Linked DNA regions of Homo sapiens: all the other regions are linked to region 3. A link is a loop called in an ENCODE intact Hi-C map of the cell type or tissue named here. Cell type or tissue: gastrocnemius medialis. All regions are shown on one strand. Each heading gives the region's core, and the rest is flanking DNA. Links, peaks and the distances in the headings are about the cores only. Region 1 has its middle 60 kb from the start of NFIL3. Region 2 holds the start of LOC100129316 (a long non-coding RNA gene). Region 3 has its middle 75 kb from the start of LINC02957. Region 4 overlaps LINC02937 (long intergenic non-protein coding RNA 2937).

Region 1 (7,722 bases), core at 1,435-6,434, 560 kb before region 3:
TGCTTCTCCTCACTGGTTTACAGTAAAAGGATAAGGGCTGGGGCCTTGGCAGCCATTTTGCTCCCCTGAGAGAAGGGCCTGAAGTTAGAGCCCACAGGAAGAGGCAGAGCTGAGAGGGAAAAAAACACCAAGTCTTGTGACACTGAGCAGTGGAATCTGCCTGTCCTCCTCTGGACATTTCAGTAGTTTAGTCATTCAGTTCCCTTTCTTGCTTCATCTGGTGTTGAGTTTTTCTGTCACTTATTGCAAAGAGTCCTAATTGATGTGAACAGAAGGGAGAGGTTTCCTTTTTTTCTCTCTCTCTGATCCAAAATGACTGGTAAGTTTTCTTCATTCTCCTTTGCACCATGACCCAAGTTTCTTTCTCCTGTCCTCTGTGACCCAGAGTGGCCCTAAGAGGCAGGGCACGTGGCTGCTGGAGGCCCCTCAGCGTGCGTGAGTATCTTAACATTTCTCCTTGAAATCCTCTGTAGAAATGTAACTGACTCCGCCAAAGAGGGATGACCAAACTCATAAGGAGTGTAAGGAATTTGCACTTGAGATGCCCAAGAGTCTGATTCTGACATGCTAAGGTTTTATCCCAAAAGTTAAGATTTCATTAACAAATCTTTATGCAAAAGCGCTTGGAGAAATTTGGCTTTAAATTCAAGTGCAAAGCGTAATCCTTTTAATAAGCTGGGACCAATGTTTTGAAAGGGAGAAAAAAATTTTCAGTGGTAATTCAAATATGTAAAATAAACTATTTATCTACTAGTTCTTCTGAAAGGCTTATAAACATGGTAACTGTAGTAGAGAGTTTCTCATATTACTTCATTTTTAAAAAATCCTTTAGTTTCTCTCCAACTTATTAAATACTCAACATACAGAAAACTTGCAAAAAATAATCAAGTGGACGTCTACATATCCTTACCTAGATTTACCAATTGTTACTGTTTTGCCATATTTGTATTATATATACATATATGTGATTTTTTTTTTGAGGAAGCATCTGAGAGTTAATTACAAGCATCATGACACTGAACCCTTGAATGCTTTAGCATTTCTCTCCTATTAAATGAGATAATTATATAATTATCACACTCAGGAAATTAACATTGATAGAATACTAATTATTATTATTTTTTTACACAGGTATCACTCTGTCATCCAGACTGGAGTGCAGTGGTGAGATCATGGCTTATGTAGCCTTGAACTCCTGGACTCTCAACACAGCCTCCCAAGTAGCTGGAATTACAGGCACATGCCACCACACCCAGCTAATTTTTGTATTTTTTGTAGAGATGGGGTTTCACCATGTTGCCCAGGCTGGTTTCAAACTCCTGGGCTCAAACAATCCCACTTTGACCTCCCAAAGTGCTGGGATTACAGGTATACGCCACCATGCCCAGCTCACAATACTATTGTCTACGTCTTTGGTCCATATTCAAATTTTTTTCTTTGTCCTAAGAATATCTTTCACAGTTGACTTTTTTCTTTTGACACAAGATCCACCCAAGTATCATGCATCACATTTACTAATATTTTACTTTTGAACATTATGCTACAGCCTTTTTTCTAGTTCTTAATGAACTATCTTGGGTTATTATGAAACTGATAATTGTTCCATGAGTTGCTTATTTTCTATCAGTTTCTATTAGTTCTACTGATTAATTATTGAGAGAAGTACCTAAAGAATTACCTAAAGCCCACAAGGGTTTGGGCATTTGTGTAATTTTTTAAACCTAAGAGAACCTGTTGATTTTATACTTACAAGCAAAACCCATCCTGTTGCATTATACATTATCACAGGAAAAAAAGTAATCAAAGGAGGTTGGTGGCAGATGTATGATGATATTGATAATGTAGTGATGGGGATGATGAAGCTGAGGAGAAGGAAGGAGTATGGTGATTTTAAGTCAGGTTGACTGAATTAAAGTTTTGCCTGAAGATGTATATCTGTGTGCTCTTTTGTATTATGAGTGTTTTGCCAAAGGTAGCTGCTTCACATACCTCCTGGAGCTATAACCGCTTCCTTCAAGATCACTGCCTTGACCCCATTATCACCAAACCTACACCACATCCCAAAACTACAGTGCCATGCCTCCCACTCACGGACTGCCATATGCCACGTCTTTACTTGAGAATGGCGCTGTCCCGCAGAATGTTCTACAAGGATGGAATGTTCCAGACATGCACCATCCAGTACATGTGGCCACTGAGGGGTATGACTAAAGTACTGAAATTTTAATTTTATGTAACTTTAAATACTTTAAATAGCCACAGATGGCTGGTGGCAACCATATGAAAGAGTGTGGCTCTAGGTCATGGCTGCAAAACTGCTTTTCCCCTCAGAGCCCCCAGTTCAGATTCGCTGGCCAGCACCTCTCACAGCCCATACACTGTTTAGAGTTCACCAGTAGGTTATGGTTACCTCAGAGAAGAATTCAGAAGTGGTCATCTTGTTTAAAATTCACAAATCATCCCTCTTCCAGCCCAGCCCATGCAGAACTCCCCGTTTGCCTCCCTGATTGATTTTCTCCATGCATTTACCATGGCTTGGCATGCTGTGTATCTAACTTATTTAATTGTTTACTGTCCATCTATGTCCACTGTGATGTAGCCTCTCTGAGAGGAGTTTCCTCTGTCTTGTTTCCAGCTGCATCAGTAAACACTTGGGAGTGAAGCAGGCGCTGTAGACCATCGCCCGGGAATGCCTACGTCTCACCAGCACCACGTGCCTTACATATCACGCACATCCAGGATGCCCATACACCCTCAGCATGGTGGGGAACACGGGAGGCAGCAGGGTAGAGGAAAACAGGGGGCCCTAAACAGGGCTAAGTTCCAGCTTACCACTCATAAAAATAGTGGTACTTTTGGCCAGCTGGGTTGTTATGAAAAGTAGAAATAATAAATGTGAACAACCTATCGTGATGCCAGCAGCAGAGGATAGCCCCGTGCACATGTAGAATCTCACGAATGTGATTCAAGTCAGGCATCTTAAAACCCTTTTCAATGATACTTTCTTATAAGGGAGCAGGCAACGTGTTTCACTAGGGAATAAAAAAGAAGGGCCCTTGATACCTCTGGAAAATCTCAGTGCTGAGTGCTTCATCTGCGGTAACTCATTCATGAGTGGTCATTATCCTCATTTTCAGTTGGGAAAACTGAGGCCTAGAGAAGTGTCCTGAATCCCAACGTCTGTAGCGGGACATGAACTCACGAACCTCCTGCAGTGTGTTTCCAGAGCCTGCCAAGTCACTCTGCTGTACCACCTGGCATGTGACGTGCCAGACTGAACAGCAAGGCAACTGGAATGAAAGTCCCTCCTGTCATTCATTCAAATCCAGTGAGTCCCTCCTTGTAAGCATTGAATGAGGTGAGAAGCGGGAGGTTGGTGAGAAGGGCAGCTGCTTCCTGCTCCACACAGTCCAGGAAAAGTGGCTGACCGGCCACGCAGCTCACATAAAGAGAATGGGGGCATTTTTATGTTAGGATAGTTTTAGCCACGCAGTTCACATAAAGAGAATGGGGGCATTTTTATGTTAGGATGGTTTTAGGATCTTTCAGAGGCCACTTCTTGTTTGCTCCCTGGCTGAAGGAGCCGAAGAGCTGCTCATTCTTGCTCTTGCGGGGGGGTGGGGGGTGGGTTGGGGGGAATCTCATTTCAAGGTCAGAGACTGAAGGAGTTGCCTCTTTGGATCTGCACTAGAGTGCCAAATGCCCAGGCTTAGGAATTATTTTTAGTTGGGAACGTCACCCCAGAATGTTGTGATTCCAGAGATCGCCACCCAGGCAACCCTCATGCAGATGGCTGAGTAATGCAGCAGCCAGCACCAGGGCTCCAAGGAGGGGCAGGAAAGAGAGAGAAGCCAGTTCCTCGTGTCCTCATTTCAACTGACTGTGTGTTCCTGGTACCCTGACTTTTCCTGGTTCCTGCAACTCCAGACTCCTGCTGGGGACAGAAGAAATGTGGGTATTTCCCGGTCCTCTTGTCCTCTCCAGGCTTTCTGATTTTGAGCAGGGTGAGTACTATGCTAGTTTCCCAGATTCTATTTTCATCCTGCTGGTGCTGGATCCAACTCTGGACATTACAGCATATCCCAGCAAAGCTGTCACAGGCTGGCCAGGAAACATAGGACGGGAGGGACAGAAGGAGGGGGTGAGAAGGGAAGACTGCAGCTTCCTAGCTTCTCCACCCACAGCCAATGGAAAGGGCTCTGAAGGTGACTTATATGGCCTTTGGAACCCACCACCAGGGAGAGAACTCAACAGGTGCAGACTGTTGAGCAGACTGTTGAGGGAGATGATAAGGGAAGAGACCAGGAACTGGAAGTTGGGCAACAAGTCTTCTAGCCAGGGATGTTGTGGAAGCCCATGCTTCATAACCTTATGTGGATAGGCAGTCGATGGTCTTATCTGCATAGACCCATACTCTGCTGCTGACATGTGCGCCTTTCGGGTGATGACGCAGTCCTTTCTGCCCCATTACCTATATACATGTGCAGAAGTTCTTCACCATACTCTAGAGTCCAACTTATTTGTCTCTTTTTAAAACGTTCAGTTAGGAGGCTGGGCATGGTGGCTCACACCTGTAATCCCAGCACTTTGGAGGCTGAGATGGGCAGATCACCTGAGGTCACAGAGTTCAAGACTAGCCTGAACAACATGGCAAAATCTCGTCTGCACTAAAAATACAAAAATTAGTCGGGCGTGTTGGTGGGGGCGCCTGTAATCCCAGCTACTAGGGAGGCTGAGGCAAGAGAATCACTTGAACCCGGGAGGCAGAGATTATAGTGAGCCAAGATCGCACTACTGCACTCCAGCCTGGGCGACAAGAGCAAAACTCTGTCCCAAAAAAAAATTTTTTTTGGTTAGACAGTAATCTATACTCCTAGTAAAATCACCATCATCATCATCATCATCATCATCATCATCACCCAGCCCTGGCTTCTTTATATTAAACTACTGCCTCCCAAAGATAAAGGCCAGATGTACTCTTTGCCATAACTTTCACCACATTCATATAACCAGAGGCAAACACTGTTTTTGATAATATTTTATAAAACCATTTCCTGTTTTATAAAACTGGATTCATGCTGTGTACATTTCTGTGAAGATTGCCTTTCACACTTCTTGTAGTTTTTTGCCAGGCCAAAAAGTGTTGCAATAGACATCCTCAAGTACAGATACTTTTATTTTTATAGAGTAGATTCTGAGAAATGAGATTGTAGGGCCAAAGGGTATGCGCATTTTAACTTTTTAATGGATATTGCCGGATCACTTTCCAAAACAGTTGCGGTTATTCCTGTTCCCACGGGCAAAGTATGCAAGTGCCTTTTCCCCCAATCCTTTCCGGCACCAAGGTGTCATTTTTTCTCACTTTTAAGCAAATAGATTGCATGAAATTATCTTACTATTTCTTAAAATTTCATTTTTCTGGCAAATAGTCAAATTAATTATATTTTCATATGTTTATTGATCGTTAGTAATTATTTTCTTCAAAACTATCTATTAATATTTTATGACTATTTCGCACTGAGATTTTAAAATCTTTTTATTTTTCAAGCATTTTATTGTGTTATAGATGTTAACTCTTTATTTGTCACATATATTTCTCTGTTGATCATTTGTCCTTTGACTTTTTTTATGATAGTTTTTGCCATAATATTTTAAAATACAAATATCATTGGTATTTCTTGTGTTGTTTACAAAAAACGTTAACCGCAAAATCAAAAGCAAAGTAATTAGAAAAGAGTATGGTGATATATACAAGAAAGTATCAATTACAAGCACTGTTTATCATTAAAATAGAAATAACCCGAATATTGAAATATTAAGGGTGTAATTTAATTATAGTATTGTATACAATCACAGCCATCAAAAAGCAGATGACTATGATTGTATACAATACTAGAATTATAACTATTTACATGAAATGAGACTCAAAATACATATTTTGATGTGAAAAATAAGGTTACACGGCAATATGTATCTTATGACACCAACTATTTATATTTTTATAAGTGCATAGAAAATACTTGGGATATGAATAAAACCAACTACGTTTTATGCTAGTGAAATTACGTGTGTTTTCCCATTTTTTTATCTATGTGTATACATACTTTTTAAAAATTATCTCAAATTAATTCTGTAATGAAAGAATAAGGTCTATAAGGATTTACACACAAAATGTATTATCCCTTGGGAGTAGAATTGGGCTAAGAATCGTTGTTAGCTGAAGGAGTCTTTCAATGTTAACTCTACACACCTATGTGTTATTTAACTTTTAAAAACACGTTATTTCTGAAATATTTTAAACTAACCAAATAAAAAGGAAATGAAATGTGGATGTCAGGAAGTACTCCAATAACATGAAGTTGACATAGAATAAATCTTTTAAGGTCACCCTCTGCGCGCCCTTCCCTGCTCCGCTGTCAGCTGTCCCATCCTTTCCTGTGGGTAACTGTGGGTATTATTTACTCTGAGTCCTATCAGATCCTCTAAAGGTGCATTATGTATGGATATGCATATTTACAAATCTCTACCTTTTCAAGAAGGCTAATGTCACAGGACAATTAATTGAGAAGTAATTTTTTAGGAGCTCAAGCCATTTTGTTGCCTGCATTTTGACTTAATTTATGAGGTCTTCTTGGTCCATAGATTTCAATTTTTGTGTAGTCAGACCTCCTGAAATTTCCTTGCTGTATCTTTTATTGCTTCAAAACCCGTAGTCCATCGCCAAATTTTAAAATACAATCTATTCTCCTTTTTTTTAGTGTTTTCTAAGGTCTTTGTTGTTGTTGTTTTTTATATTTAGCTCCGTAATTCATCTAGAATATATTATTCTGCATGTTGTGAGGTAGGAATTTAACATTTTTTTCTAAATAGAGAATCAGTTGTTTCAATACCCTTAGTTGACCAGTTCAAACTTTCCCTGCACTTGAATGCTACTAGTAGAATATTCTATGTTTCATGTTTATGCTCTCTTGGGTTTCATTACTCTCTTTGATTCGTTCTGTAAGCTCACACACGGGTTTAACTACTATAATTTAGAGTATAACTTAATATCTGGTAGACCATGTTCTCCTTCTTGTGCTTCCTGAACTTTTTCCTGGCTATTCATTTACTGTTTAAAAAGAATGAAGAGGCAGTGAGCCAAGATCAAACCACTGCACTCCAGCCTGGGAGACAGAGAGAAACTCTGTCTCAAAAAAAAAAAAAAAATATTAGATTATGAGAACAAAATACAGGAGGTGGCTGGCAAGATGGCCAAATAGGAACAGCTCCAGTCTGCAGCTCCCAGCGAGATCAACACAGAGAGTGGGTGATTTCTGCATTTCCAACTGAGGTACTCGGCTCATCTCTTTGGGACTGGTTAGACAGTGGGTGCAGCTCACAGAGGGTGAGCCGAAGCAGGGTGGGACATCACCTCACCCGAGAAGTGCAAGGGGTCAGGGAACTCCCTCCCCTAACCAAGGGAAGCCGTGAGGGACTGTGCCATGAGGGACAGTGTACTCTGGCCCAGATACTACGCTTTTCCCATGGTCTTTGCAACCCGCAGACCAGGAGATTCCCTTGGGTGCCTACGCCACTAGGGCCCTGGGTTTCAAGCACAAAACTGGGTGGCCATTTGGGCAGACATTAAGCTAGCTGCAGGATTTTTTCTTTTCTTTTCATACCTCAGTGGTGCCTGGAACGCCAGCAAGACAGAACTGTTCACTCCCCTGGAAAGGGGGCTGA
Region 2 (7,722 bases), core at 1,487-6,486, 150 kb before region 3:
CTGTGTCCAGAGGTGCCTGGTGCATGGAAGCCCAGAAGTCAGGGGTTGGGGGCCGATGATGGACAAGACAGCCACTGCCTGCTGGCTTTGGTTTTCTCCCTGAAGGGCAGCTTGTGGGTGGTGGTGGGGGGGGCGCTGTGAGGCTGAGGACAGAGGCTTTGTGCAATGGTTGCTCCGGAGAGTGGGAGAGCAAACTCTTTAGGAGAAGAGAGTAACCCTCCTGGGCAAGGAGAGCGCTTGTTTTGGGTTTTGCAGTCTTCCGTAAGACACCAGGCACAGCATACTTGTCATTCCCAACTTGCCTGATCATCTTAGCGGTGGTGGCCACTGGGTAGGGCCCAGAGGGTACTGCAGGCAGGGTGCACTCGACAGGGTTGGGCGGTCCCAGGGCAGGCCCAGGACACAGTAGCAGTGGGCATGGGGGGAGGAGGAGCCACCACGCTGGGCAGCAGCCAGAGGGGCTCATTAGGAAAAGAGGGAGAGAAGAAAGGAGGCCAGGATTAAGTAGAAAAGGGAGTAGATGTTCCTGCAGAAAAGAATGTTCCAAGTATTTTATTTATTTTTATTTTTAACATAGGCTCCCTGGTGAGACCTTCTGGTTTTAGCTGTTGTTTTCTTTGCTTCTGTCAATACGGTCTGGAGTTGAAATCGCAGACTGAACTGTTGTGCTCTGCGGGTGGCGATATGGAAGCACGAGGCTGTCTCTGACAACCACGTCACGCAGGCCGCTGTCCCTCCTACCCGGATGGGCTCTGTGCTGGGCCGGGAATTCTGCCCCCAGGGCTGATGTGAGGACGAAGTTCTTCACTTATCTGTTATGAGTTTTCACCGTCAACTACCCCTGCTCTTCTTTTGGGGTGAGAGATGGGACTTGTCTTGGAAAGAAGGCTTTGCTTTGCCCTTGGGAAGGTGGAGAGTTGCGAAAAAGAATGTGAATGGCTGGGCTTAATGGTGCGAGTTGGTTTTGTGTGCTCTAGGGTTAGAAGTCTGTTTTTCCCATGGGAGAAGGGTTTTGTCTTTCTGGTCCAAGAACTCGAGGACCTTGCTAGAAGAGCGTTCCAGCCACATTCTCTTTTCACCTGCTTCTGGAGTTTGGGGTTGAGCAGCCTGGAGTGCACAGAACCTTGGCATCCCTGGTTCGGGGTTCCGCAAATGGGCCAAGCCCACTCTCAGAGCTGTGCGGGTGAATCCAACAGTGCCTGTACCCTGCCTGCTCTGGAAATGAGGCCCCTGGAGAAAGGAGGCCTGGACTCTGGAGAGGGGACACCAGTCCTGGGGCCTGGCCAATAGACAAGGACACAGGGATCTTTGATAAACAGGGTTTGGCTTTCTCCTCAGAGTTGTGATTTCTTGCCTGGTTCCCAGGAGCCCCTGGGAAGCTGGACCTGGAACACTGGAGCCTGATATTCTCTGTTGTGGGGAATCCAAGGTGAAGTGTGGCCACGCCTTGGGCTGTTCTGGAGAGCTACAGCGGGAGAGAAGTTCATGGAGTTCTGTGACACAGTGACTGGCCAGGAAGCCCAGAGCAAGAGGCGACAAGACACAGCCAGATCAGGGAGAAGGCCTGCCAGCAATCCAGACATCCACGCCGTGAGCTTTCTGCAAGCCCTCAGGCAGGGCTCCGGAAGGCCACCTCTGGGATGGTGGGGTCCTACAGGTGGGCAGAGCTGGGTTTACTTTAGCAAGATCATATGTTCAGAGGTAAAGCCCATGGGGGTGAAGACTTGGCAGGTGCATTCCACCAATCTGGCCATGGGAGGAAGGACACCTGTGCTTTTTCTGAGTGGCCACGTGTTTTTGTGGCTCTAGGAGTCAGGGTTACAGCCAGATTAAGAAAAAACAGAACCCCAAATGCTGTGAATTTCAGGCTTCTTTGGCCATTCGGGTAAAAAATAACCTGTGCCAAGTGGATCAAGCTTGATGTGGGTGCGAGGGAAGCAGCATGGTGCTGTCATTTCAATCAGGGCACAAACACTGGAGAGAAAATAAATACTTTAGAAGGCACTTGACCTTTTAATGTGGAGTTCTAAAAATGGAGATTGAACACAGTGATGCTTAACAGAGGCAAAGAGAGCCAGGCTGCTATCAGATTCTTTCTACCCAAGAGTCTGGCTTTCCTCCCTGGCATTAGCAGGGCATCCCTGTTACCCAGGTGAGCACAAGAACAGCTGTTACCTGGATGAACCTAAGAACAGCCCTATTACCTGGGTGAGCACCAGAACAGCCTGTTACTTGGATGAACCTGAGGTTAGTTCTGTTACCAAGGTAAGCTGGGAACAGCCCTATTATACAGGTGAACCTGAGAACAGCCTGTCACCTGGGTGAATCTTAGAACAGCCCTGTTACCTGGGCGAACCCGTGAACAGCCCGTTACCTGGGTGAACCTTAGAACAGCCCTGTTACCTGAGTGAAACTGAGAAACCTGTTACCTGGGTGAACCTGAGAACAGCCTGTTACCTGGGTGAACCCGAGAACCCTGTTACCTGGGCGAACCCGAGAACAGCCTGTTACCTGGGTGAACCCAAGAACCGGGTTACCTGGGTGGCAGCTCTCCTGTTGGCTAGAGGAGCTGAGGCTGGGCGGGGCACCCTCTTGTTGAGTACAGACGGTTTTGTTTCTCCTCCTTGCTTTGCTTCGTTACTATGTTAATCTCTTCCTCTGTATGTTTTAGCAGCAAGTGTATTCTCCTGGTTAGAAAACAAGAATCTCTTGCCCAGCTGGGCCTTGTCCAAACCCTAACATTTTCTTTAAACTTCTTTCAAAGCGCTGGGTTGCAGTCTGTGGTGTGGGACGTCCCTCATCCCAAAGCACTCTCCTGGCCCAGGGGAAGAGAAGATGGGAAGGGCTGCTCTCCTTCTGGTCCTCCTTTCTCCAAAGTCCCTCTCACCCTGCAGGGAGAGCTGGCCATACATGTCCTGCTGGGCTAGACCTCTGATTTTTTTTTTTTTTTTGAGACGGGGTTTCGCTCTTGTTGCCCAGGCCGGAGTACAATCAGGCAATCTCGGCTCACTGCAACCTCTGCCTCCCAAGTTCAAGTGATTCTCTTGCCTCAGCCTCCCAAGCAGCTGGGATTACAGGCATGCGCCACCATGCCCAGCTAATTTTGTATTTTTAGTAGAGACGGGGTTTCTCCCTGTTGGTCAGGCTGGTCTTGAACTCCCGACCTCAGGTGATCCACCCTGCTTGGCCTCCCAAAGTGCTGGGATTACAGGCGTGAGCCACCACGCCCGGCCGACCCCAGTGCTTTTTGGAGTCACGTGGGGCCTGTGCAATCAGAGGGCCTTTTGTGGGGAGTTATCTGTATACAATGGGCTTTCTCTTCAGGCATAATTTTAGCACATTTTAATAGGAAAATTCTGTCTGAAAGTATGCCAACTAAAAAAATCAGATTGTACAGAGTGGATAAAAATACCCTGGCTACTCAGCCAAATGCCAGCCCTCCTAGTCCTTATGGCTCCAGGGAGAGTCCCATTTGCTGGGCGCTGCCTCCTTTCCAGCACCAGGAGAGTGGGGGGGTCAAAGGCCGTTTGTCCTCTGACTGCCTTTTTCTGCAGGCAAACTAAAAGTGACCTGAGTGCTCGGCCAGGGGCATGTGGAAGGGACTGGGAGTAGCCCTTGGCCACCGAGGTCCAGTGGAAGGGAAGGCTGGCCACGCTGCTGCAAGGTGTCCCAGACTCAGCCTGAGTGTCAGGCCCCTCTCCTCCCTCACTCTCTCCCTCCCTCCCTCTGCTTCTCTTCTCTCCTCCCTGCTGCGAGGGACTTTTCCTCGATAAGGATGCTGGGATTTTGAACTTGGGATAGGGAGGTGAGCCGCTCTCTGAGCTCTGTGGAGTTGATCTCTGCATCTGCCTGTGTTCAAGGCTGTTTTCATTGACTGTCTCTGTGGTACCACGAGCCACAGGATGGGATCAGCTCTTTTGTTTTCATTCAGATTTCATGACTAATTTCTGCACTATCGATCACCCCCCACAAGCTGGTGACTCACTCTCTCATCAAGGAGGCCGGACCCCACATCCCTCTGCCTTTTCTGATCTGTTTACGCAGCACTGACAGAGGAGGTGAGAAATCCAATGAGCATTTTTCTTTCTGAGTCAATTGTCTGATGAAGCAAGAAGCTGGGAAGCAAGTGAACATCCTTTTCTCAAAGTCTGGAAAATGACAGGAGCTTGCCGTGCTGCGTTCCCTGGAAGTGCGAGTAGAGCAGGTGTCCTCCTATCTCATGGTAATCTCAGGCCGCTCTTGTCTGCAGAGGCCCAGGGAACTCTGAGCCAAGTGTCATGTGTCTGCAGACGCATCCGCAGCAAGGGACAGCTCAGATGCCAGCAGCTTCCGGTGTGCTCAAGGGTGCCGGCCAGGGCCAGAGGGGAGGCAGCTTCCCAGTGCTGGCCGTGACTTACAATTTATAACTCTGTGAGCAAGCCATGGGGTGGTGCCCCTGTTGGGGTCCCTGCCTCTCTGTCAGGGAGAGTTTGTCACCCTCATTCCCATAAGAGGGCCTCAGGCCTGACCACAAGATGGGTGTGGCAGTGCAGAGAGCATGTTGGCAACTCGGAAATGGGAGAGGTCAGGGTGAAATGTGACCGCAGAGGTGTAGGCCGCCCCTATTTGCAGCTTACCCTTGACTGAGATTTTTTTTTTTCTTGAGATAATGCCTAGCTCTGTTACCCAGGCTGGAGTGCACTGGCACAATCTCAGCTCACTGCAACCTCCGCCTCCCAGGTTCTAGCCATTCCCCTGCCTCAGCCTCCCGTGTAGCTGGGATTAGAGGCACCCACCACCATGCCCGGCTAATTTTTGTATTTTTAGTAGAAAAAGGGTTTTGCCATATTGACCAGGTTGGTCTTGAACTCCTGACATCAAATGATCCTCCCTCCTTGGCCTCTCAAAGTGCCGGGATTATAGGCGTGAGCCACCGCACCCAGCCTTTACTGAGATTTTTAAAGAGAATGCAGGCCGGGTGCGGTGGCTCACACCTGTAATCCTAGCACTTTGGGAGGCCAAGGTGGGCAGATTGCCTGAGCTCAGGAGTTCGAGACCAGCCTGGGCAACATGGTGAAACTCCGTCTCTACTAAAAAAAAAAAAAAAATAATAATAATAATTAGCTGGGCATGATGGCCTGTGCCTGTAGTCCCAGCTACTCCGGGGGCTGAGACAGGAGAACTTCTTGAACCTGGGAGGCGGAGGTTGCAGTGAGCTGAGACGGTGCCACTGCACTCCAGCCTGGCGACAGAGTGAGACTCTGTCTCAAAAATAAATAAATAAATAAATAAATATAGATAGAATGTGTTTGAAGTCCTTGTGATGAATTTAGGACAGTAAGCATGTTGATAGATCTGCCAGGCTACAGTTCAAATACTGTTGAGTTCCATGCAATAAACAGTTGAGCTGGTTCTCTCCAACCCTCCAGAGGAATAAAGCCATTACTTGATGCTGGGTTCTCACTGCCTGTGCCGTGCACCCCTCTGGCAGCGTGGTGAACCTTATGGATGCCTGATCAGAATGATGTTTCTAATATATGAAATAAATAAAATAAATGATATAGTTTGGATGTGTGCCCCCACCCACCCCTCAAATCTCATGTGGAATTTTCATCCCCAGTGTTGGAGGAGGGGCTTGGTGGAAGGTGATTGGATCATTGAGGTGGATTTCCCTCTTGCTGTTCTCATGATCGTGAGTGAGTTCTCATGAGATCTGGTTGTTTAAAAGCGCATAGCATCTCCTTCTCTCTCTCTTTTCCTCCTGCTCTGGCCATGTGACATGCCTGCTTCTTCTTTGCCTTCTGCCATGGTTATAAGTTTCCTGAGGCCTCCCCAGAAGCAGAAGCCTGTACAGCCTAAAGAACTGTAAGCCTATTAAGCCTCTTTTCTTTGTAAATTACAATCTCAGGTATTTCTTTATAGCAGCGTGAGAACAGACTAATACAATAAAACACATGGGATGGGTGTATTGTACTTTCTAAAGGTAGTGTGATGGTGTCCCCCAGGCCACATGCTTTTCTCTCATCTGAACTTGTCACTCCCCCACCAAGTCCATTTCTCTACCTCCTGGAATTCAGGAAGCCCTGAGAATCCCTGGACCAATAGAATATGGAGGGAGTGATGGTGTAGCAGCTCTGAATGTAGCTCTTGACCGTCCCAGCACCTCTTCCCTCTTTGTGAGAAGCAGGCTTGTGTAAGAAGCATGACCGCCTAAGACCACCACACTGTGGGAAGGCCAAGGCCCGTGTAATGAGGTACCATGTTCAGAGGAAGACCAAGGAGCACCAAGGAGGCAGCAGACTGAGTGGAGAGGAATATGCAGGGGATGCTGTGTAGTCAGAATCAAGCTTCCCAGGTGAGTCTCCCTCAATCTCCTGATCCACAAAACTGTCAGCAAAAGAAAGTGGTTGCTCTAGGCCATTAAATTTGTTTTTATTTTGTTTTCTTTTTGTTTGTTTGTTTGTTTTTGGAGGGGGTGCTGGTGTCACTCAGCAATAGAAAACCAGAGCACAGGATTATCAAGGAAATGAATTCTATTAAATTACAAGAGGTGATGGTTAATTTTATGTGTCAACTTGACTTGGCAATGGGGTGCCCAGATATGTGGTCAAACATTATTTTGGATGAGATTAACATTTGCATCAGTGGACTGAGGAAAGCAGGCTCTTCCTAATGTGGGTGGGCCTCAGCCAATCCATTCAAGGCCTGAATAAAATAAAAAGGCAGCCCTTCCCTTGATGAAAGGAAAATTCTTCCCATCTTATGGCCTTTGGTTTGGGACATTGTTTTTTTGTTTTTTTTTGAGAGGGAGTTTCACTCTTGTTGCCCAGGCTGGAGTGCAATGGCGTAATTTCGGCTCACTGCAACCTCCGCCTCCCAGGTTCATGCAATGGCACAATCTCGGCTCACTGCAACCTCTGCCTCCCAGGTTCAAGCAATTCTCCTGTCTCAGCCTCCTGACTAGCTGGGATTACAGGCATGCACCACCACACCTGGCTAATGTTGTATTTTTAAGTAGAGATGGGGTTTCCCCATGTTGGTCGGGCTGGTCTCAAACTGCTGACCTCAGGTGATCTGCCTGCCTCGGCCTCCCAAAGTGCTGGGATTACAGGCATGAGCCACCGAGCCGGCTGGGACACTGGTTTTTTTGTTGCTTTTGGACATGAATGGAAAACTAGCTCTCCCTGGGTCTCAAGCCCGTGGCCTTCAGACAGTAACTGACACCATTGGCTGCCCCGGGGTCCAGCTTGCCCGTTAGCCCCACCGATCTTGAGGCTTGCCTGACTCTCTCTGTTTTTCGCTCTCACCACTGCCCCTACCCCCACACCCTATTGGTTCTGTTTCCCTGACTAATACACAGGTTAAACCAAGAATGCCAAAGGGACTCTTAGAGTTTATGCACTTGGTTCTCACTTATCAGCAGGCAAGAACAGTAGTCAGAAAATACAGTTGTGCATTGCTTCACAACAGATATACGTCCTGAGAAATGCATTGTTAGGCAATTTTGTCATAGTGCAAGCATCCTGTAATACACTCACACAAACCTTGATGGTAGAACCTGCTATGAACCCAGGCTATAGGGTTCAGCCCATTGCTTTTAGGCCATAAACCTGTACAGCATGGGACTGTACTGAGTACTGCAGGCAACCAGACACAGTGGTATTTGTGTATCTAAATCTATCTAAACGTAGATAAGGCACAGTAAAAATATGGTATAAAAGATAAAACATGGTATCCCTCCAT
Region 3 (7,722 bases), core at 1,518-6,517:
ACTGTACACTTAGGAAAGGTGCTGCATTTATGTGTGTGTACGTGTGTTTATATAACTTAAATGTGCATCTATATACCTTAATTTTTTTTTTTTTGACGGAGTCTTGCTCTGTCACCCAGGCTGGAGTGCAGTGGCATTATCGCGGCTCACTGCAACCTCTGCTCAAGCGATTCTCCTGCCTCAGCCTCCTGAGTAGCTGGGATTACAGGCACACGCCACTACCCCTGGCTAATTTTTGTATTTTATTTTTTTTAGTAGAAATGGAGTTTCACCATGTTGGCCAGGCTGGTCTCAAACTCCTGACCTCAATGATCCACCCACCACGGCCTCCCAAAGTGCTAGGATTATTGGCATGAGCCACTGCGCCAGGCCCTTAAATTCTTTTTGAAATGGGCTCTTGTTCTGTCTCCCAGGCTGGAGTATAGTGGCATGATCATATCTCACTGCAGCCTTGACCTCCTGGGCTCAAGCAATCTTCCTACCTCACCATAAATTTAAACATGAAAAAGAGCAAGGACAGTTCTGCTGTGGGGCATGCAGACATAAAGCTCCAGTGGGCCTTGTAAAGGCAGAGCCGTCTTCAGACACCACCACCCTTGCCCCACAGCACTTCCCTCACTGCCCTGTGCTCTGGTCCCTATGCCCCTTCTTAGGGAATGTGAGTGCTTCACTCAGGGATAAGAGGGCCTGGCACTTGGCAGAGGCCACCGGCCCTGGCCCTTGAACTGTGATGGGATCCCTAAGCGCTTTCCCTACGGTGTCAGGGCTCTGAAGTTGCCAAGAGGACAACAGAAAAACGTGTTGGTGTGGTGGTGGTTGTTTTCAACATGAAAACTCCAGATTATCCGGAACAATGGTAACCCCCAAGAGCATGTGGACTTTTGACGAGGAGGATCCAGGGATTCTTCTAGAAGGTATTCAAAAGGACAAGGAGAGCAAAGTTTATGAGATCAGAGAGATCAAAGACCTGAAGGGCAGTGCTTGGTCCCAGGGTCCTAGGAGGAGAGAACCCCAGGAAGAGGAGGGAATGTCGCAGAGCCAAGGAAATATGCTCCCAACTTGCAAACTTTCAAAAGTTATAATCCAGCATTTAAAAAATTATTACTGATACATTTGATTCATGAAAAACTGACTGTTCCTGAGGAAGAAACTCAATTACCTCTTAGAAACTCTTAAAAAAAAATCATCCCTAGACAAAAGAAGAAAAACCAATTCAAAACTTCCACTTCCTCATTTCTTTGCGGCATCTCAAGTGCCCTTAAGGAAAACACACACACACACACACACACACACACACACACACTGAGACACACAGACCTATTTAAAAACAACAGGTATTTTCACATTGGTGCTCTGACCTATTTCTGGATTAGAAACTGGATTGCATGTCCACAAAGCCATCTCCCCACCTGGTGTTTGCTCTACACAGCGGTTGGGAAAGTACAGCCTCAGGGTCTAACAGAAAATGCATCTCTTCTTCTTTTTTATGATCGAATGCCATGAATTTACTAGTTTATAGCATCTACTTTTGCATTATATACGGAGGCCAAGATTGGAGCTTAGCCCAGTCTTTTCTGGAAATGGTTCTTTTGAAATCAGCAAGTCCGCTTAAATAAAAGAAATATTCCTCTGCCTTCCCTGGTGACTTGCATCCTCATTTTCATTCTTTTTCAAGACTTTGTCAAGAAGTCAGTAATAGGAGGTCTGTTCCCATTAAAGAGTGTGGTAGTGTGTAAGTCCCTGTGAGTCTATCTGCCATGAGGACCCTTCCATATGTAGAAACATGACAAAATAAATATTTAGGAAGGAATTTCAAAGAAGTTCAAATCTAGATATCCTCATCAGGGATAATACAGGAGCTTGAAATACATGTGCAGATCACCTGGTTCATTAACTGTTGAGACATGGGCTGTGAGGATCCAGGATCGCTCAGCCCAGCAATCACAGAGAAGGCCCACTGTGTGGTGAGGCTGCAGAGGGAACACCAAGGGTCCAAGCGGGCACCTCTAGGGTTGCAGGGCATCTCTGCCTCAATTATTGCCTTTCCACTGTGGATTTACACACTGTATTTCCACAAATAAAATTTTATTTTACAACATTTATCTATGCTAAAAAGAGTTGAAAACCACTGATCTATTTGAGGCCTTTATTTCACTTGAGCAGGGAGAAACATGACTGGTCAGGGATTCTCAAAGAGGAAGATAATCAGATAGATGAGAGCTGTCAAACATGTCAGCAAAATGAATGCTACGAAACAGTGGCATTCAACTTCAACAAACGGAACTCTCCCTGCTCAAGGAAACAGCTAAACACAGCAGTTTAAAGTTTTAAAGGTGATCATATTTAACATGTTTGAGAAGATTAGAGAATGTAAACTATCCTTGAAACAAGAAGAGGCTGTTACAAAAAAGAACTATAAAACTTTGAAATTTAAAAGATGATTGTTAATGAAACCTAGCAAAACAGACGTGATTGAAGAATAAATTAGTGAACTGAAAGACCAAGGGGTTCTTGTAGAATGTCATTCATGGGGACAAAGAAATCCAAGTAAGAGACAATTGACACGAGCGGGAGCTAGACGTTTCTTTATGTATTTACTAGGAGTTCCAGGAGGAGAGAACAGAGAGACTTGAGGGAGGAAAATAATTAAATAACTGATAGAAGAAAATTGATCAGAACTTTTCCAGTTCAAAAGCAGGGCCAGCTTCCTGGATATGTGGCCCTTGTGGTCACGTAAGGCTCTAAGCTCAGAAGGACTCTATGCTTGTCTGATTCTCATCTGTTGCCATCTTGAAATGCTTCATAATTTGATCTTTGAACTTGGGTTTTGTAAGTGAAGTCCGACGGAGCCACAAACCGTGTGCATGTGCAGAGACACAGGTGATATATGTGTCCCCGTTCCTTGCTGCTCCATTCACGCTCCCAAGGCCCATGCATACAGAATTCCAGTGGATTCCGGTGCAGTTCAGCGACACTGAAGGCGAGTAGAAGGTAATCGTGCTCTACCACAGAAGGAGGGGCATATGGAAGCCGTACAAAGCCACACACGATCTGTTGGAACCAGAACTTGTTTCAAATGCCTAAAGAAGGCAAAGGCCTTCTAAGAAACAGAACAATGAAGGCATCCTATCCCATCCCTTCTTACCTGGGCTACTTCCAGTATTCGACAACCACGAACTTTGAAAATGATGACATACGAGGAAAGATGAGGACAGGGCAACCCAGAGTTCCTGTCCTTCAGTGCTTTCTCCCTCATTAGTCAGCTGAAGATAAGAGGGTGCTGGCGCACGTGCATGTAGCAAGAAGTAAAATACAAACAGTTGAGCTACTTTTCAGCAGCATTGTCGCTGTTATGGTAGAAATGAAATACACATGCATGCTCGAGCCACATAACACAAACCATAATTTCAGTGATTCCTCATGTGAGTTAAACACTTTTGTATTTGCATTTAAAACTAGCATTGCACAAATGATAAAATTCATGCTAATACTTTAAAATTTTAACTTGGAATGACATTAAATAACATGAAAAATGCAGCACATCAAGAAAGAGACTCTGGAAGAGAGGAAAAAGCTGTATATTTTAGTATTGTTATGCCTTTTTCTTGCTTTTTGAACAGGACTTCCACATTTTAGTTTAGCACCAGGTTCTGCAGACCAGATAGCCAGTCCTATTTAAAAGGGCCCACCAACGCATGGCAGAATGCATTTTAAAAAGATTTATTTTGGAACTTCAAAGGTAAAGAGAAGTTTTTGAAGTTTCCAGAGAGAAAGAAGGGTTAATTTACAAGAAATGAAGTGCCTGCGGCCAGCAATGTGGAGCTGGGTCAAGAGCGCTGTGGCTCTTTGAGCATAGGGCACCGACTGTGGCTGGCCAGGGCTTGTGTGTGGCCCAGGGCTTCTGAGCAGGCTCATCCCTTCTGAGCAGGCTCATCCCATGTCTTGACCTGGTCTGGAAACCAAAGGAAGGTGCAGCGGACAGCAGCTGGGGGGCAGGGGTAGACTGGGCACACGAGGCTCATTGTGAAATCCCAGGGCGTCTCCTGGGAGCTTGTCTGCACAGAGCTGGCAGGGCCAGTGCTGGAGCCAAGCCAGGTTCCAGAAACGTGCCCAGACACAGCTTGGCAAGGTGGTGGGCTGCAGCATGTGAGGACAGGAGGAACACAGTGTCCCTGAGCTCTGCTGCTCCAGAGCTGGGCTCCGTGGAAGAACCAGGAGGCTGAAGAGGGTGAGTGCACCAGCACTGAGGTGCGCCATGGGCTGCTTTCGAGGCTCAGGTTTCCTGTGTCAGTGGATGGGCAGGGCCAGCTCTGTGTGCTGCGGGTTTGTGCGCTGAGACACAACACATGCAGACACACACAGACATACAGATACATGCAGACACACAGACTCATAAGACACACATGTACATACAGACACACAGATACATGCAGACACACAGACTCATAAGACACACAAGTACACACAGACACACAGATACCCAGATACACACAGATACACAGACTCATACAGACACACATGTACATATAAACAGACACACAGATACATACAGATACAAAGACTCATACAGATACACATGTACATACAGACACACAGACACACAGGTACATAGATACACAGACTCATACAGCCATACATGTACATACAGACACACAGACACACAGACACATGCAGACACACAGACTCATAAGATACACATGGGCATACAGACACATAGATACATACAGATACACAGACTCATACAGACACACATGTATGTAAGACACACAGACACACAGATACAGATACATGCAGACACAGACTCATAAGACACACATGTATATATAGACACACAGACACAGATACATGCAGACACACAGACTCATACAGACACACATGTACATACAGACACACAGATACACGCAGATACACATAGACATGGACATACACATGTACATACACACACAGACCCATAAAGGGACACTTAGACACACAGACACACATACAGACATACACGCAGACATACATGCAGACGTATATACGGACACACACACAGACACAAAATGGAAACTTTTTCCTTGGCTCTTCAAATACAGAAAAATCATCCAAACAATTCATTTTGGCCAAGCCAACTCATGCCGGCATTAGGAGTTGGGGGCCAATGCAGAGAGTGCAGCTCTGCCTGCTGTCCTTCTCCTTTACTGCCCTGGTAGAAGCGCTGATGAGCACGGCAGCCAAGGCTGTCCAGGAGGGGATGCATGGAGCACAATGCTTGGACACAGTCCAGCCAGCAAGGAGAGGCTGGCTGGGTCCCTCCCAGGGCACCCAGACTGTTCCAGGGCTGTGGGAGGCCCAAGAGAGGAACAGAGCGACCCGTTTCCCGAGAGCTTGGCAGCCTCAAAGTAGTGGGGACGTCATGTTCTGGGGCCCGAGGGAGAGGTCGTCAGCCATAGAAAGAGGGAAAACTATGTGGGGAAGGAGCCATGGGCTAAGGTTTCAGGCCCCAGGAAGGACTCGCTGGAACAGCACGGGCTGAGTGGGAGCCCATGCCAGGCCAACAGTGAGGCCTGGCATGGGAAAGTGCCTGTACAGCCGCCTTGTGAGGAGTCAAAGACGTGGAGGACATGCCGGGAGAAATGAGCACAAGCAGGTTTCCGTGCTGCCGAAATTCTGTGCATCCTGAAGATGCTTCATTCCAACGGAGGGAATGCAAGTCCACAGAGGTTTCCAGAAGTCACCAACCATGGAATGCTTTCTCTCTTCCACTGACAATACCCATGCAAGAACACGGCAGAGGCTGAAATGGTCTTGGGGCAGGGGAGAGACTCCGGCCTCGGAGGGTCTCACCCTACTGCACAGCACATTAAGCCCACCCTGCGAGGTCGACAGAGGGCTGAAGCTGAAAGCCCATTGTATGGGCAACAAAGGACGAGCACCCAGGCTGGGTTGCCTCCAGTCTCTTTCCTCAGTGTGGCTTCCTGGGCAGAAAGCACATGGCTGGGTTGATCCCTATGGCAGGCCCAGGCCAGGTGAGGCAAGTGAGTGTCCTTAAGCTACGCCCCAGTGTCCCCTTCTCTCACCTCAGCCCTGGCCCTGGCTGAGGAGAACAGGTGGTCCTCAGCCATCTGGGGGTGATGGCAAGCCTGGAGCGGGTTCCGTGCAGATCACATAAGAACAAGGCTGAAGTACTAGGGACACTCACACAGCCCCGGCTTCCCAGGATGGACCTGGGGGTGGCAAACGGCTCTCCATCCACAGGGACCCCTGGGCTGGGCCATGTAACTGTAGGGCATTGCCAGAATCAGGGTCACCATGGGCTGGGCACTCAGAGGCTGTTCCAGGTGGGAGTCCACACTCCAGGCCCAGGGCAGTGCCTGCCCTCCGTGGTAGAAAGAGCTCATGCCTTTCTAGCACAACTCCTGAAGGGTAAATAGCTACAAGTGAAGGGGCACCCTATGCAGGGAGGACAGTCATCAACTGTCATCAACACTGACTTTTTGTTTGTTTGTTTGTTTTTGAGATGGAGTCTCGCTCTGTTGCTTTGTCACCCAGGCTGGAGTGCAATGGCACAATCTTGGCTGACTGCAACCTCTGCCTCTTGGGTTCAAGCGATTCTCCTGCCTCAGCCTCCTGAATAGCTGGGATTACAGGTGCATGCCACAGATGGCTGTGACATGGCTGGTTTCATACCCCCACAGTGAACTACGCACATGCGGTAACTGTGGCTCAGGTGGTACGGAAGGCACAGTAGGAGGCTCAGGTCATCTGGCCACTAAGTCCTACCCTCACATATCTGGGTGCTTTGGTTATACAGAACCCATGTCCTGAAGAATCCATATCGGGCTTCTGTCTAGGAAGATTTCACACCCTGCGCATTGCAAAAGGCCATGGAAAAATGGTGGCTGCTAAGAGTTATTACTTATAGAGGCAAAGTGATGTGCAAATATTATAGAAGGTCAGTATTATTATTATCATCATCAATATCTTGTGCAGAAGAGGAAACCAAAGCTCAGAGAGGTTGAGCAACTTGCTCAGTTTCACACAGACAGTAAAAAAGCATTTTTAAAAGATCCTCAAATTGAGGTGCTCTGGAATCCATGGACATAGTCCACCTTCCTGGAGCATCTGAAAATCCACTGGGTATAATATGGAGACCATGAAGGTTTGCTGTGCCTCCCTCCCCAGCCTATCCTACTCTCCTTTGACAACCGTGGCCCGAACTTCAGCTCCAGCGTCTCCAGTGATGTCTACATCATGACAAAACTGAAAGTTAAAGGTAAAAGCAGTAATTATCTGCAAAACAGCTAATTTTTGTTTCGCTGAATTTGTTTAATTTTGCAGCTGTTCTGGGGATCTCATGATTCATAAGGAGCCCTACAGATCTAGAAGGTTGTGTGTCTTCTGCTCTAGAATCAGAACCAATAGGACATATATAGATATGTGAGACATTATAGGAATTGGCTCATATGTTTATGGAGGTGGAGAAGTCCCATGATCTGCCATCTGCAGGTTGGAGACCCAGGAAGGCTGGTGGTGTAACTCAGTCTTAGTCCAAAGGCCTGATAACCGGACGAGCTGATGGTGTGAGTCCCAGTTAGAATCCAAAGGCTCTAGAACCAGAAGCACCAGTGTCCGAGGGCAGAAGATGGATATATCAGCTCAAGCAGAGAGAGCGGATTTGCCCTTCTTCTGCCCTTTGGCTCTATCCAGGCCCTCAGCAGATTGGATGGTGCCTACCCACAT
Region 4 (7,722 bases), core at 1,366-6,365, 180 kb before region 3:
CAATTAAATTATTTTCCCCAGGAGAGCATTCAGCAAAGCAATTCTTGCTGTAGAAGGAACAGCACAAAAAGCTGGAAGGAAACTGAGGCATGCGTGAAAGATAACTTGTCAGTGTTTGCAGTCTACTGAGATCCCCGCTGCAAGAAAAGGCAGGATTTCCACTTGCTTCTTGGCCCGCCTCTGTTGTCCAGAATCCAGGACAGGTGACAAGAGAAGCAGATGTGATCTGCACAAGCTGGCTCAGCTGGGTTGGGAGTTGCTCTTCCTGGACAGGCCGGGAAGGGTGCTGGAGGGGAGGGAGGAGGAGAGAGGTTTTAGGGGAGGGGTGCTGAGCAGTCAGGGACCTGTAAGGTCACATTTCTTTCAGGTATTCTTTCTAGGTGTACTGAATGGGAACATTGTCTGTCATCCCTAGACTGCATTAAAGACCTAAACTGCTTCCATTTATCTTTGGTTGTTGGACTGAAGTTTCTAATGTACCTGGTGACACAGAGCACAGCTCTGTGTTTTTATGGGTTGCTTAGTTCAAGATCTGGATGAAAGAAGCCTGAACCCATTTTTGTGCAAAAGCCTAAGGGTGTACAGCAGGGATGCTCAAACTTTTGTTTTTATAAGAACCCACTTTTATATTAAGTAGGTTTTCTGTGTGTGAGAAGAAATGCTTGAACATGGAAATGAAAAGTTCTAACTGTAGGATGGAGTTTACAGTGAGTATGAACCTCCCTCCCCACCTCCAATCCCAGGGCCCCTTCCATCTGTACTCACACCTGTAATCCCAGCCCTTTGGGAGGCCGAGGCGGGTGGATCACTTGAGGTCAGGAGTTCATGACCAGCCTGGCCAGCATGGTGAAACCCTATCTCTACCAAAAACACAAAAATTAGCCAGGTGTGGTGGCACATGCCTGTAATCCCAGCTACCTGGGAGGCTGAGGCAGGGGAATCGCTTGAACCTGGGAGGTAGAGGTTACAGTGAGCCGAGATTGCACCACTGCACTCCAACCTGGGCGACAGAGAGAGACTCCGTCGCAAAACAAACAAACAAACAAACAAACAAACAAACTTGTGAAAGAATGAAAAGCTTTTCCAATTATCAGAAAGGAAAGACACCTACAACCCATAATATTGTCGACTCTCTACTGAAGCAGGCATTCACAGAGGCTATGAGTGGAGTATAAATTATTGCCATCTCTTTGGGGGAAGATGAGACACTATCTAAAAAAAATTTAAAAGAAATATGTCACTTCCTGGAACTTATCCAACAGATCTACTTACATAGTTCTTAGGAGAAAAGGCTCATGGCATGTGGGCTCATAGTTGCATAGGCAAGGGGGCTTTCCCCAAGGCCATCTTTGTGCCCCCAGTGGCTTAGTGTGTTACCTTCCTTGTAATTTGCATTTCATAATTATTCATTCTAGCAAAATTCCTTTCATTTTGCCACTTTCTAGTTGTTTGGCCTTGGAAGATCATTGAGTTTTTCTTCATCTCAGTTTTCTCATTGGAAAATTGAAGTGTGCACTATTTGCTGTCTAAGACTACTCTGGTTACCATGACTCCATGATAAATTACCCCAAAATATGGTGGCATGCAACAATTGTTTTTTATGTGCATGAATTCAGTGGGTTGGGAATTCAGACGGGAATTCAACTGAAAGACACTGAGGCTGGGGGCTTGCATACCCTCTAGCCTTACTCATGTTATGTGTCTGGTGATTGGAGCTGGCTGTTGGCTTGGGGGCCTCAGTTCTTCCCCGTGCTGTCACTCGATGTCAGCTAGCTGGGGTTCCAGCAAGCATCCATGAGAGACAGAAAACCAGGTGTAAACTCTATGGCTTTTCCACAACTCCCCATTTAGCTTTGGAAGTTATACAGTATCATCCCCACTGCATTCTGTTAGTTAAGATACTTATAAAGTTCTGCCCAGGCTCGAGGGAGAGGTACAGCAGTGTACTAGGGCTGCCATGACAAAGTACTATAGACTGGATGGCTTAAACAACAGAAATTAATTTTCTTACAGTTTTGAGAGTAGAAGTCTGAGATAAAGGTGTCAACAGGGTTGGTTTCTCCTGAAGCCTGTCTCCTTGGCTTGTGGATGCTGTCTTCTCCCTGTGTCTTCATGTGGTCATCCCTCTGTGTCTGTCTGTGTTCTAATCTCCTCTTGTAATAAGGACACTGTCATATTGGGTTAGGGCCTACCTTAAGGACCATATTTAGCCTTACTTATCTCTTTAGAGACCCTGTCTCCAAAGGCAGTCACATTCTGAGATACTGGGGGTTAGGGCTTCAACATATGAATTTTGGGGGAATACAATTCAGCTCATAACAGGAGGGAACATAGATCCCACCTCTTGAGAGAAGGTTAGCATCACACGATACAGAGAGCTTGTGGGATGGCTCATACCAACATCATTGTCTTTGGAAAATAAAATCAGCCAACATGACCTACAACACCATCCTGATACAATTTAAATGACATAGATGAAGGTGATTAATAATGACAGCATCATACTGGTGTAATGTACGTGCAGTAACTTACTGGCCTCAAGGATAGGCCTCTGGTTGAAGTGCCCACATGCCCGGGATACATCTCATCACCTAGGTGGATGATCTGAGCATCTACTGTGTGTAAAGATACACATGGCTGGGATTTTGAACATGAATAGACGTGACCCTTTGAATTAACCTTGAAAACAACTTGTGACTCTAATGAGGTTTTTTTGTTCCTATCTCCCATGACATAGGGCTCAACTCTAAGCTTTCAGAAAGCATCTCTTGAAAATAAAATCTTGGATGTTGTAGCAAGTGCTGTGTACATGCTCTTCAGCTCCTAGCCCCATCCTACTACTGTGAAAGTGCATGCCTGTAAACTGCCACCCTCCAGCATCTTTTTCTGGCCATTAGAGCCTGATTTTCCTGAAGATTCAGCAGGTTGGAATGCCAGAGAAGTAATGCCCTACCTGCACCCAGCAGTGTTCCACCAGTGGCTATGGGAGTGGCTCACACACTCCAGCTACCTTCCTTCATGGGACTGGAACCTGGAGTTCCCAAGAGGGATTAGGCTCTAGTTGTCCATGGGGCAGCTGTTTTACTGTCACCTTCCCTGTCCTGTCTCTCTTCCTGTCTCCACTCCCTACAGTGCTCCCAGAGATAACTTCCCAAATTTGCTGCCTGCCCTTGGATGTTATTTTAGGGTTGGCTTCTGAAGGAACATAAACGAAGACAGACAGATGTGCTGGGTAGCTATGTGTAAGATCACACTGAAACATAGCCAAGAACAAGGCACTCAGCCACTCCCAGGTTTAAAATCAAGTTTCCTACTTTGTCTCTCTGGTCTGAATCTGAGTGAAAGCCCAGGCTCCTGCGTCACCTGGGCCACCTAAGGATCTCCCTCCAGCCTCTGGGTGCTGAAGCTCCACCTGCCCTCACCACATCACAGGAAACCGCGAGCACATCCTCCTGCCTTCTCCAGCAGTCTCTTCAGTGAGCGCCTGCAGAACTGCATCTAGAGCACCGGGCCAATATTGTCACCTTCCCTGTCATGGCTTCCTTCCTGTCTCCACTCCCTACAGTACTCCTGAGAGCCGGGAGCACTCCCTGGAGCACTCCCTGATTCGTTTTATCTTCTGCACAACTGTTTGGCTGGAATAGGAAGCAAATGGCATGGAATTTGCATATGAAAAGCCATTCCCACCTGTGTCCTTGTGTCTGTAAGGATAGGAGGATCCAATCTTCTTATCTGGTAATTGGTCAACTGGGACTGAGGGTTAGTGGGAAACCTGTGTGCCCCTACAGGCAGGAGGGGGACGGGGTGACCCTCTCCGGTGGCTCTCAGTCTGCCAGTGTCCCTGGACTGTTTCCAAGCCCAGGGTTCATCTGGGACAACTGGGCAGGGGGCTATCGCTGCAGCCAGCCCCTTCCTGGGTGTACTGATGAATCAGGCTTCCCTGGGGCTCTGGGGAGGGTGATACCCCTTGCCCTCCCCTTCCAGAGCCTTGTGCACTCCAGGTGCTCACCCTGGAGCTGCCTCCCTCCAGTCTTCCAGACTCAGGCTTAGCTGCCTCTCAGCAGCATTTCCCTTTGCCCACAGAGGCCTCCTCTCCTCTCCCAGCTGAGTGTTCACCACTCTTTATTTTATTTTAAACTTTGTTTGGGTTAAAGTGTTTTCTTTCCTCCCTGACCGTTTTTCTCATCTTCTGCTGCCTTTTCCTTCCAGTTGCGGGTTCTTAGGTTCTGAGCCTGGGAAGCTCAACAGTCCATCTGGTGTTTGTAGATGGCCTCAGGGGACCTGACGCATGTCCACATGCCCTTTGGAGCTGAGGGGTGGATAGGACACCTGGGGGCACACAGTCCCCCACCCCGTGCTGCTGGGACAGGACACACTGACCCGAGGCCCCTTCCGGCTTCCTGTGTGGCTCCTGGCCTGGCCATGGGAGTTATGAAATCAGAACTGGTGACTGCCACATGCCTGGGGCCTCAGCCACAGCCAAAACCTAAACCAAATGAAGTCAAATCCCCACCTTAACCCATCTGGAAACAAAAACAGTCCCAAAGAAGAGAGAGACGTGAGCCATTTTGGACAGGTGTGTGATTCTGAAATTGAGGGAATGAGCAAGAAACAGAAATGCGCTCACCAGACCAGTTGCTGCATCCACTGGGCAGTCTGGAGCCGTGTGTGTGTGTGTGTGTGTGTGTGTGTGTGTGTGTGTGTGACGCTGACGAAGAGTTTTGAAACACTGAACTGACAGGGACTTAGAGGTGGAACTGTGTGACCAAATGCTTTTAAAAACGATTAAACTAACTTTACAGAATTCATCCTGAGGAGGGAGAAATGGGCCCTGTTGTAAGGCTCTGGATGTGGGAATTAAAATGCAGGTACTGGCTTGGCCCAAGAGCTGAATGCACTCTTAAGGAAACTGAATCTTTGCCACAGTCGGCAAGCTCAACAGCGATGATTAAACATTTAATCAGACACATGATACTTTGTTGTGTGTTCATTGTGGCTACAGGAAAGGGTGCTGTAACAGATCTTTAAATAGCAAACCCGCGGCTAAATTTCACTTCATCCATCAAAGGCTGCTGCTATGCAATGACCTAATTTTAGCAGCTTATCAATCCCCCAGTGCTTGTTAGTTGATGTAACTTTGATCCTCTGATGCTAGATGACTTTTGTGCTGAATATAGCTAGAATTTAATATGAATCACTTGGATGGCTGCCCAGCTGAGCTCAACTGTATGAGAGAGAGAGAGAGAGAGAGAGAGAGAGAGAGAGAGAGAGAAATAGAGGATTCGGGCTACCGAGGTGAATAATAATATACACATAGGCTTCCTTTTTTTTCTGGGGCAATCAACTCCATATCTCTAGGCATGTATTTCAAGCACAATACCCTTGGACTTTTGCTTTATTTCTCCCTCCTAAACAATGAGACTCTTCTCCCGGCAAACATACATAGGAGGTAATAATAAGCTGCTACTGCCAAGATCTGATGACAGTGTCAATAATTGCAAGACATTTTAAATGAATTTTTTCTAAGCAAATCATTGCCTTTTGCAGTGAGCGTTTATTTCTACATAGGAAGAGAGGAGCTGAGATGTTACGAAGGAGCAGAGAATATCTTTAACAGCCCTCCTCCTCTTTCATTTTCTAAATTATTAGATTGTGCTTTTTTGGCTTTCCTACTGTCTGGCTTCTCATCTGAATTTTGAGATTTCCTTCCATCCTTCTGGCTCTTTGGCAGAACCACCTGTGTCCCAGGCATCCTTCCTGGACGGATGTGGCTGTTGCCTCACTCTTCTCCATTTGCCCTCATTGACATTATTTCTACCCATAAAATAGGGTCCTGTGGTTTATGTTCTTCATTTTCTGAACCTGGCAGGAAAGCTTCCTAGACAGGAGGCCTGGGCAGACACTGAAACACACCGGACTCCTGGATGGGCCTGGCCCCGGACAGCTTGCTGGGGTCTTGCCCACCCTGTCACTCCACCACTTTCTCATCCAAGTTGGGAGAGTCTTTTCATTTCCTCTAATTTCTCCTTCCAGGATTTAACCACTGCCTGCTTAAAACCTCCTCCACTGCAGATTGGGGGTGGGGGGGTTGGGAGGAAATACAGCTTAATCTGACTTGGCCACTGGTTAGCAGCTTGGTAGAGGAGGAAACAGGACTCCCCATCTCAGGGAAGTCTGTGGATCTCAGGGTATTTCATCTCCCTGGGATTCCTGTGCTATTATCTAGGGTGTCCTTTGAAGAAGCTGTCATGGTACAGGAGGCCTTTTCAATGGATATAAGATGCCTTAAGATCCTGAGAAGAAAGATTCCTTTAAAAAGAGATAATAAGCTTCTGTAATAAAATGTCCCAAATGAAATTTACTTTAAATACACACACTGTTCAAACTAGCTTCTAGGTAGCTTGAGAAATGGCAGTGCCACAGCAGCGGTCCCCAACCTTTTTGGCGCCTGGGACCGGTTTTGTGGAAAACAGTTTTTCCATGGATGGGGGTAGGGGAAATGGTTTTGGGATGAAACTGTTCCACCTCAGATCATCAGGCATTAGTTAGATGATTCTCATAAGGAGTGCACAACCTAGATCCCGCTCATGCTCAGTTCACAGTAGGGTTTGTGCTCCTATGAAAATCTAATGCCACCACTGATCTGACAGGAGGCAGAGCTCATGCGGTAATGCTCACTCACCCGCCACTCACCTCTTGCTGTGTGGCCCAGCCCCCAACAAACCATGGGCCGATAGTGGTTCATGGTCCAGGGACTGGGGACCCCTAATCAATGGGACATTGTGGCTAGAGAGGAACAGAACATTCTATTTTACACTCTAACATTTCAGTAATAACAAAATACTATTTCTACAGACCAGCCCTGTCAACACCTTCATCTTGTTTCACATTTGTGAAGGTCGGGGAGGCATCTGGAGCTTCTTGATGTGTCAGCTCGGAATGCTGCCTGTGGGCTGGGTCGGCTTCAGGCCTGCAGGTCAAGGTAAGGGTGCATCTGTGAGTGCCTGTAGAGCCAGCTCATTCTGAGATTCTGTCCTGGGAAAATCCCGCAGTGGGAGAGTTGGGGAGGGGCAAGGAGGGTCACTTGAGATTCACAGGAGAGGATCTCCGATGTTCATGCCATCCAATGCTCAGACTCATTGGTCATGGTTCAGCTATAACTGTAACGGGGCCAGGTGCTTTGCCTTCTACCCACCAGAACAGATAAGGTGGAACACAGTTTGAGAGGCAGATGAGAAACTCCCTACAGTGAGTATGAAATAATGATGCAAGCACCATAATAATTCAAAGAAACACTTATAGAATGCTTACTGTACCCTCAGGTGCTCTCTAAGTGCTGTCTATAGATAATCTCATTTAATCCAATTCCCTTAGAAGGTAAGTACAGTCATCTCTCAGTATCCATGGGAGACTGGTTCTGGTACCCACTGCAGATACCAAAATCCACGGACGCTCAAATCTCATATAAAGTGGTGTGATATTTGCATATGACCTATGCATAGCCTCCTGTATATGTTAAATCATCTCTAGATTACTTATGACATCTAATACAGTGTAAATGCAATGTGTGTTGTACTGTATTGTTTACATACATTACATACAGTGGCAAAAAAAAAAGTCTGTACATGTTCAGTGCAGACTCAATCATTTATTTTTTTCCCCCAAATATCTTCTATCTGAGGTTGGTTGAATTCATGGATGCGGAACCTGTAGATATGGAGG

Evidence for each region. Hi-C counts contacts between places; a loop is a spot of excess contacts. Peaks named below come from ENCODE experiments on the same cell type or tissue, not always from the same donor. Only the 100,000 strongest peaks of a DNase experiment are listed, where the experiment ranks them.
Region 1: it touches region 3 in a loop (4-fold over the local background); 3 of 110 quality-filtered maps call a loop at or near these places.
Region 2: a loop joins it to region 3, with 7 times the contacts of the local background. A loop is called at or near these places in 10 of 110 quality-filtered maps.
Region 4: a loop joins it to region 3, with 18 times the contacts of the local background. A loop is called at or near these places in 5 of 110 quality-filtered maps.

The regions. Positions count from the first base shown.
Region 1 is chr9:91,479,629-91,487,350 of GRCh38, reverse strand. It overlaps a transcript of NFIL3 not described here. Among named protein-coding and RNA genes, the nearest start is that of NFIL3, 60 kb to the right of the region's middle. In gastrocnemius medialis, for the core only: no CTCF peak of the experiment used is centred there; DNase peaks (open chromatin) are centred at 3,821 and 4,144; H3K4me3 peaks cover 1,034 bases; H3K27ac peaks cover 1,576 bases.
Region 2 is chr9:91,068,069-91,075,790 of GRCh38, reverse strand. LOC100129316 (a long non-coding RNA gene) reads left to right here and starts at 659. Exons shown (of 4, transcript NR_033912.1): 1 at 659-2,265; 2 at 6,164-6,334. RefSeq lists an enhancer at 3,989-4,894. In gastrocnemius medialis, for the core only: no CTCF peak of the experiment used is centred there; a DNase peak (open chromatin) is centred at 4,270; H3K27ac peaks cover 3,468 bases.
Region 3 is chr9:90,917,708-90,925,429 of GRCh38, reverse strand. No RefSeq gene overlaps it. Among named protein-coding and RNA genes, the nearest start is that of LINC02957, 75 kb to the left of the region's middle. RefSeq lists an enhancer at 1,196-1,245 and a silencer at 3,934-4,096. In gastrocnemius medialis, for the core only: no CTCF peak of the experiment used is centred there; DNase peaks (open chromatin) are centred at 4,129 and 5,409; H3K4me3 peaks cover 883 bases; H3K27ac peaks cover 3,166 bases.
Region 4 is chr9:91,097,682-91,105,403 of GRCh38, reverse strand. It overlaps LINC02937 (long intergenic non-protein coding RNA 2937), which reads left to right. Exons shown (of 6, transcript NR_184105.1): 3 at 22-707; 4 at 2,738-3,735; 5 at 6,856-6,982. Among named protein-coding and RNA genes, the nearest start is that of LINC00484, 18 kb to the left of the region's middle. In gastrocnemius medialis, for the core only: no CTCF peak of the experiment used is centred there; DNase peaks (open chromatin) are centred at 3,015, 3,443, 4,353, 5,083 and 1 weaker place; H3K27ac peaks cover 3,558 bases.